Regions from separate parts of the Homo sapiens genome. Here regions 1 and 3 are each linked to region 2. A link is a contact called in ENCODE Hi-C or POLR2A ChIA-PET data. All regions are on one chromosome and are shown on one strand. Each heading gives the region's core, a stretch centred on a gene start or an enhancer-like site at or near the end of the contact. The rest is flanking DNA. Distances are from core to core; before and after follow the strand shown. Region 1 has its middle 34 kb from the start of MIR4432. Region 2 has its middle 40 kb from the start of REL-DT. Region 3 has its middle 56 kb from the start of MIR4432HG.

Region 1 (2,700 bases), core at 83-2,582, 490 kb before region 2:
CTCACCTGCTTCCACCTGCTGTTAGAAACAGGAGAGATGTGACCTGGAAGGCACCTCCAAGACCATCTGGTCCACCCTCTTTGTCTACAGATTCAGAAACTGAGTCCAGAGAGAGGAAGTCACTCACTTGGGGCATGCAGCTGCCTGAGTGAGGAAACAGTCTTCAATGGCAAGCCACTCAACACGTCTCAGAGAAGCCAGCCAGGGCTCCCTTCCCCCTTCTGGAGGCCGCGTCCGCACGTCCACAGTGCAGCAGGTGCCCAGCCAAGACTCTCGACTCAGGGAACAGGGTGGGAAAGCTTCTCAGGGGGAGCAGCCAGGAACACCGGGTGGTTGACTCAGTTCTCTGCACCAGTGGCGAAGGCTGGCTGCCAGCCTGCCTCTGGGGGCTTAATGTGGGTATAAACTTCTTGCAACTGTTGTAAGCAGGACAGGCAGGGAAGAGATGAAGGTGGCAGCGTTGTCTTCAGCTGACCAGTGTTCAGGCTGGAACTGGGAGTCGGGCCTGAATTCAGACCACAAAAAAAAGCTATTGTTAGGAGCCCCGTTCCCTATTAGGGATAGAGATCAGAGCTTGTGGAATTTACTTCTATTGAGTGATCCCCACTTCTCTCTGCCTGTCTAAATCCTCTCTTCTTTGAAAAGCAGCTCAGAGCTGCCTCTTTCTTGAAGCCTTCCTTGCCTACGAACACCCCCATGCAGTCTCCATCCTCTGAACAGCTTGCAGCATTTCCTTCAGGAGGCATCAAGGAACTGGGCACCCGTCATGAGTTCTGGGCTGCCGCTTAGATTACGCATGTGCCTGAGGTCATGGGACCAAAGGCTGGGCGTCTTCAAGAGGAGCAGGATGTTCTACCCCTTTAGTGCCCTCCGCAGCCCACGGCCCAGCAGAATACATAAAAGGTGTGCAATAACAACTTACTTGCCTGTTGACTGATTCCAGTTCCTCCCCCCAAAGGACAGCGAAGCCAACCACACACTCTTGAAATGCTTGTTTCTCCTGTCAGACATCCCTCATGTCCCCATGCCAGCACCCCCAGGCAGTTCCACGGGGAGAGGAGTGTAAGGTGGCAGAGTTGCCGACTGGGCTTCTGGAACTGGCATCAGGCTTGAGGGTCGTTTCGGTGGACTCCACACTGCCTCACGGACCAGGTGCAGCACAGCTGGCTAGGACCCGTAAGTCCTGCCTTGCATCCTCCCTCCCATCATTACAGCAACACACACACACACACACACACACACACAATGTCCTCATGTTTTTCCCTCTTTGGCTGCCCCTGAAGCCTATTTCCACTCAACTCCTCCTCTATGGATATGTTCGGACATGTGTAATTTATCCCAGGGCCCTTTCGGACTGGAGTTAATCTCACATCCTAGTCTACACGCATCACCTGCCACCCAACTCGTCCCCCAGGGACTCCCTCCAGCTCTGGGAAAGGCCAGGTGACAGCAGCTCTCACACCGGCTCTGGTGTGGAGAGGGGTCAGAGTAAGTAAAACCAGAAACAGAGAAATAGCAGCAGTAAAAGCAAATGCCACTGTGTTGCTGGACCTCACGGAAGCCCCTGCCCACATTTAGAAAGATCCTATAATTTCCAGACCGTCCTGGTCAATAATAATCCGAGAGAAACCTTAATGTTTGATTTCTTCCTCGTTGTGATTTGTGGCTTGTGGAGCTCAAGATCTTTGAGGCCAAAATGGTGTTTTTGTTCATTAGGCAAAGTTGCAGGCCCAGGCAGCAGCGGCTTTCTCCAGTCTGCCCCCGCCTGGCCCCAGCTGAGGCTCAGGAAACCTCCTTGGCAACGGCTAAGGGTCTCACAGTGACATTAACCCAGCCACATTCCACACATGTAATATTCCCGAGTAGTACTTAAGCTTGTAAATCCATTTTTTATGATGCAGAATTGTACAGCATGTGCAACGCGATGCGGATGTGTTAACATCACCGTGAGAAACTTAACTTTTGAATATCCTTGTTTTGGGAGGTACACATTTTACAACTTCAGCAACATGTTACCAAACATTTCTTACACAGTTACTTCCATACAAGGTTCAAGGTGGTTGGTTATATTTAAATATAGAATTTCCCCCTACCTGATCACACTGAACAAATTAAAAATGGCTCAATTATTTGCATCAAGTTCTGGGTTTCTTACTGACGCCCTTGCTTCCCTATTGTAGCTTTGAAATTAGACTTTTAATTGTGCTTGTGAAACAAAAACACAGGAGGCCATTTTCATTGCAGAACAGAAAGTTACAGGCAAAGTTAAATGCACCTGCATTTCTTTCTTTGTTGGCTGGGGGTAGGGTAAGGAGGGAGGAGGAAGAGAAAGATTTCTATTTCAATGTCTCACTTCAGGTCAGAGATTAGAACTTCCAAGCTCTGTGTGAACAGGGCACCTGCTCACCTTCTCTGGGCTGTGATTTCCTGCTCCAGCACCAGCGTGCTTCAGCATTGACAGAGGAGAAAAACTTATCCAAGTGATTTGGGCAAATATATCTGATTATCACAAGCCCTATTCTCTTTCTGTTGGCACTGATCGGGAAATGTAATTCACCACCCTCCAGTGCCATAGTCCATGGAGTGGAAAATTCTAAATTCAAACCTGTTCCAGGTCAAAGATTCTTATGTCAAGGCAGAAGAATAGAGCACAGTTTAGCAACTGATTAGCTTCATTTATAAAGCTAATTGATTAGCTTT
Region 2 (2,700 bases), core at 145-2,644:
AATGTGCATCTGAATGACCTGGGGATTCTAAATCAGTCATCTGGGGTGGGGCCTGAGGTCATGCATTTCCAACAAGCTCGAGAGGCTGAAGGCTTAGAGCAGCAGTTCTTAAACCTGAGCATGCATCAGAAACACAGGGGGCCTTGTGAAAATGGGTGGCTGGGCACCACCTCCAGGGTTTTTGATATAGTAGTACTGAGGTAGGCCTCAAGAATTTGCATTTCTTGGCTGGGCATGGTGGCTCATACCTGTAGTCCCAGCACTTTGGGAGGCTGAGGCGGGTGGATGGCTTGAGGCCACGAGTTCCAGATCAGCCTGGCCAACATGGTGAAACCCCACCTCTACTAAAAATACAAAAATCAGCTGGGCATGGTGGCAGGTGCCTGTAATCCCAGCTACTCGGGAGGCTGAGGCAGGAGAATCACTTGAACCCAGGAGATGGAGGCTGCAGTGAGCCGAGATGGAGCTACTGCACTCCAGCCTGGGCAACAGAGTGAGACCCTGTCTCAAAAACAATAAATAAAATAAAGAATTTGCATTTCTTTTTACTCATTCATTTATGAGCAGGGAAGTGGTGGAGTGGGGGCAGTGGGGGGCGGTCTCACTATGTTCCCCAGGCTGGTCTTGAACTCCTGAGCTGAAGAATTCTCCCACCTTAGCCTCCTAAAGCACTGGGATTACAGGCACAAGCCGCCAGGCCTAGCGGAGTTTGCATTTCTTTTCTTTTCTTTTTTTTGAGACGGAGTCTTGCTCTGTCACCCAGGCTGGAGTGCAGTGGCGTGATCTCGGCTCACTGCAAGCTCCGCCTTCCGGGTTCACGCCATTCTCCTGCCTCAGCCTCCCGAGTAGCTGGGACTACAGGTGCCCACCACGCCCAGCTGATTTTTTGTATTTTTAGTAGAGACGGGGTTTCACTGTGTTAGCCAGGATGGTCTCAATCTCCTGACCTCGTGATCCGCCTGCCTCGGCCTCCCAAAGTGCTGGGATTACAGGCGTGAGCCACCGTGCCGGGCCCAGAGTTTACATTTCTAACAAGATCCCGTGTGATACACATTTTAAGAACTGCTGGCTTAGAACATCCCTCATGACTGTGAGTGGTCCCTCACTGGCTTCACATGAAAGTTGATGGTTACAAAATTCAAGATGAAACAACCATGATAGGCCTTCTAAGCAGGTATTTTGTGAGTTTAAATGAAAAGAGATCCACATGCCTTATTTAGATAATGAAGATAAGGATAGCTAACATTTATTAATCTTTTCTCTTTGTAACACACTAAGGGTATAACACACATTATCTCACTTGGCATCTGGCATGGGCAGCAGTGTTGGTGTTTGATGTTTGGCTGAGGAGCCAGACTTGTGTGCGTGCTGGGAGGGGGTGTTTTCGGTGCACTGTTGTGGTCTGCAGAGGTACCTGCATGCCAGGCCAAACTGTCCCTCAGGAAACACCTTTAGATCTAGACTAGCAGACGCTAGAGGCCCGAGTTCTGCTTCACAGAGTCTGCAGGAAATAAATGAAAGAAGTTGAGGGCAGGTGTTAACAATCATCTGTTTCAACCGCAAAAGTACCTGAATATAGAACAGAATTTGTCAAGCCTGGCGCACAGCAGGAGCACCTGGATGCCCGGGACCCATCCACAGAGGGTGTGATTAGATTGGCCTGGAGAGACACCTGGGCACAGGCATTTTTAAGAGCTCCCCAGCCAGGGTTGAGAAACACTGGTACAGGTTTGATTGCAGCAAGATGAATCGGGTTGGCTGAGGAAGGGAAGGGGCAGAGACCAAATTGAACAAAACAAAACATCTATTCCCAGACTGGATCTCTCTTAAGCATTTGCCAAATTGGTTTTGTGCTATCCTTTAGAACAGTGGTCTTCAAATTTAGTATGCATCAGAGTCACCTTGAGGTTTCCTTAAAGCAGATTGCTGGACCTACCCCCAGAGTTTCTAATTTAGCAGGTCTGGGGTGGGCTCAAGAATTTGCATTTCTAACAAGTTCCCAGGTGATGCTGATACTGCTGGTCCCAGAAGCCAGTTTCTTTGCTATTAAGACCTTCATTGCAACATACAGAAGGATGCCTATATTTCTTATTTTCTACTTATTCTCAACTCTTTTTTACTGAAGCAAAAAAATACAAACAAAAGTGAAAACAGGCCGGGCGCGGTGGCTCATGCCTGTAATCCCAGCACTTTGGGAGGTGGATCACCTGAGGTCAGGAGCTTGAGACCAGCCTGGCCAACATGGTGCAACTCCACCTCTACTAAAAATACAAAAAGTAGACGGACATGGTGGCATGTGCCTGTAATCCCAGCTACTCAGGAGGCTGAGGCAGGAGAATTGATTGAACCCAGGACGCAGAGGTTGCAGTGAGCCGAGATGGCACCACTGTACTCCAGCCTGGACGAGAGTGAGATTCCACCTCAAAAAAAAAAAAAAAAAAAAAAAAAAGTGAAAACATGTGAAATCATTCATAATCCGATGATAGCCACAGTAGATGGCTTTTTTTTCCCACATAATACATATGTATGTATACAGATTTTCTTTCAGAAATTATAATGGTCATATGAAGAATGTGTTTGCATCTAGAAAGACATTTGTGCATTATTTCAAGGTCCTTATATAATCTATATAATACACAAAATCTATATAATTTTTGCTATGAGTTTAGAATTATAACAAAGTTTATTTCTTTTGATAAT
Region 3 (2,700 bases), core at 52-2,551, 390 kb before region 2:
TGCATGGAGGCCAGGCACGGTGGCTCACGTCTGTAATCCCAGCACTTTGGGAGGCCAAGGTGGGTGGATCACCTGAGGTCAGGAGTTCGAGACCAGTCTAATCAACATAGTGAAAGCCCGTCTCTACTAAAAATATAAAAATTAGCTGGGCGTGGTGGCACGTGCCTATAATCCCAGCTACTCTGGAGGCTGAGGTAGGAGAATTGCTTGAATCCGGGAGGCGGAGGTTGCAGTGAGCTGAGATCATGCCATTGGACTCCAGCCTGGGCAACAATAGCAAAACTCCATCTCAAAAAAAAAAAAAAGAACATGCTTGGAAAATCCTTATCACTGTGCCTAGAACATAGTAAATTCTCAATAAACATTAGCTGATATGATTATTTCTACTTTAACCTACGTTTTCCTCTTTACCAAGCTCTGGGCAGTCTGCCAATCAAGGACGAGAAGGGTTAGGTTCTCAGTCAGAGATCACATTTCAGAAACATCTGGGCCTGGATCTCCAGGCACCCGAAGAAGTTTGGTGCTTTGCCACCCTCAGTGAGATGCCGAGGCCCTGTGGGAAAGGGCTGCCCTCCATGCTACCCTCCAGCAGGAAAAGGGGTGAAGAGGGACCCCCAACCTTAAAGTACAACCAAAGTGATAAGATGCACCCTGAGCACTGTACAAGCAACTGTGTAAAAAATGTGTGCATGACGACAGCTTTGGTTTTCGAACAAAAATCGCTTGCTGCTTTTTTTCTGTGACATAAGCTTATAAAGAAAAATGGGTTTACTAGCCAAAAGCAAAGAAAAGCCCACCCTTAACATGGACCACAACCCCACATCCCCGTGGCCATCAAGACTGGATGTCAACACTCCAGTCCCAAGAGGCCGGAACACAAGAATGTCTCCCACTGCTGTGACTGTTGCGTGCTGCTGGGAAGTAGGAGGTAGGAAACAGATTGTGTCCTTCCTTTTTCAGAGGGAGGAATGGGCCTTGAATGTGTCACATGCAGAAAGAGGGGACACCAGGTGGGTCAGCATGGCAATGATAAAGCCAAGATCATAACCCTGAGCTGTGGGCTCAGAGAACAGCACCATTTACCAGTCCAGACCAAAAAGCACAGGAACCCCATCCTCATCCTGCCCCCAACACATAGGCCTGTGTCAGAGGGAAAAGAAAATGTGCTCTCAGAGAAGCTGAAAAATAAAAAGAGTTCCACAAATAAGGCATATTGGCTGCAGGCAAATCCACACAAAGGACCGCTTTAAAGAAAAATCTCTTGTGTTCCTGAGTTCTGAGCTTTGGGTGAGTTTCTGAAGAGGAATATTTGCATTTTGGGTTTTTCCCCTTTGTGTGGTGAAGCAACAGGTAAAATCAGTCACTCTGAAATAGAAGCATGAGTAACTGCAAATCTTAGAGCCCAAAGGAAGCTAATCTCTTCCTACCTCTCAATTGGCTTTCTACGTATTCTAGAAGAGGGACAAATCAGCAGGGAGAGAGAAGCAGAAGGTTCAGAAATGGCAGCGGGAGTTGTCTGCTTGCATTACCATCTAAGGAAATTCAGGCAACTATCACTGGGGGAAAAATCAGGCAAATTACTTCGTCTCAGACCATCCTCAACAGGGATGTTTGATTTGCTGTTGCTCAGTGAGGCTTCCCGCTGTCTTTCTCCTATTTCAGGGAGGGCTTTGCCTGTGCAGGCTCTAAACAGCTGCTGCGCACAGCAACTGCTGCCCTACCGGGCCCCAAGACATTCAAAGTCAACCCATGTCCACTAGAAATAAATGTGAATCAAAGGGTGACTGGCAAGAAAAGAAATGGCCACAGAGGCCGGGTGTGGTGGCTCACGCCTGTAATCCCAGCACTTTGGGAGGCCAAGGTGGGCGAATCACCTGAGGTCAGGAGTTTGAGACCAGCCTGGCTAACATGGTGAAACTCCATTTCTACTAAAAATACAAAAAATTAGCTGGGCATGGTGGCTTTTGCCTGTAGTTCCAGCTACTCAGGAGGCTGAGGCAGGGGAATCACTTGAACCAGGGAGGCAGAGGTTGCGGTGAGCCGAGATCACGCCACTGCACTCCAGCCTGGGAGACAGGGTGAGACTCCATCTCAAAAAAAAAAAAGAAAGAAAAAGATACAGGTTATGCTATTGGTTATTTGGATTCTCTAACAGGATGTGATGTGGCATCAAAATTCAAATTCAGTGGGTGTTTCTCTTATATCTTGTCTAGAGAATGGAACAGATTGTGAGACCCACTTAAGTCATTGGAGATGAATTTGGTTTGATGAGCAGCCCTTTTAACTTTAAAAGCTGTCTCTCAGCAATTCTTGGTCTCCAGGTTTATTTCTACCGTTGGAGGGGTGAATTAAAGAAGAATCCATTCAGGTTGTGACCTAAATCTTCTCCGTCATAGGAATACTATTTTAGAAACCTGTTTTCCGTATGGGGCAGGCTGACATGTTCCCTGCTAGTACTGGCACTACCAAAACAAGCTTTTGGGTTTGTTCTTAAATCCTTCTGAAATGCATACTTTTCTGCTATTCCTATTTCTGAATTTAGTGGGTCACTAGGGAGAGATTTGCCACTTGAATTCCTTTGCACAGGAGCTGGGAGACTTGGGTTCCAATTCTGACTCAGCCACTAACTGTGTGGTTTCAAGCTTGGCTATGATGTTTTTTTCACACTGTGATCTTAGGTACTTCACTTAATCTTTGGGC

The links. Hi-C counts contacts between places; a loop is a spot of excess contacts on that map. ChIA-PET counts read pairs that join two places held with the same protein, here RNA polymerase II (POLR2A). Pooled maps may share reads with other maps.
Region 1: a loop to region 2 is called in a map with no recorded cell type, with 6 times the contacts of the local background. The contact joins two enhancer-like sites. A Hi-C loop is called at or near these places in 8 of 37 single-sample maps with no recorded cell type and 4 of 50 pooled maps.
Region 3: a pooled map shows a loop between it and region 2 (2.9-fold over the local background). The contact joins two enhancer-like sites. A Hi-C loop is called at or near these places in 3 of 37 single-sample maps with no recorded cell type and 3 of 50 pooled maps. POLR2A ChIA-PET finds 5 or more read pairs at or near these places in 1 of 52 experiments (T-cell).

The regions. Positions count from the first base shown.
Region 1 is chr2:60,351,804-60,354,503 of GRCh38, forward strand. No RefSeq gene overlaps it. Among named protein-coding and RNA genes, the nearest start is that of MIR4432, 34 kb to the right of the region's middle. RefSeq lists enhancers at 649-1,148, 1,629-1,708, 1,849-1,898. Within about 2 kb of position 1,333, at least 5 of the 41 ENCODE cell types and tissues checked have a DNase peak (open chromatin) inside an H3K27ac peak, as active enhancers do.
Region 2 is chr2:60,839,562-60,842,261 of GRCh38, forward strand. No RefSeq gene overlaps it. Among named protein-coding and RNA genes, the nearest start is that of REL-DT, 40 kb to the right of the region's middle. RefSeq lists an enhancer at 1,508-1,927. Within about 2 kb of position 1,395, at least 5 of the 41 ENCODE cell types and tissues checked have a DNase peak (open chromatin) inside an H3K27ac peak, as active enhancers do.
Region 3 is chr2:60,445,535-60,448,234 of GRCh38, forward strand. No RefSeq gene overlaps it. Among named protein-coding and RNA genes, the nearest start is that of MIR4432HG, 56 kb to the left of the region's middle. RefSeq lists enhancers at 1,040-1,249, 1,440-1,489. Within about 2 kb of position 1,302, at least 3 of the 41 ENCODE cell types and tissues checked have a DNase peak (open chromatin) inside an H3K27ac peak, as active enhancers do.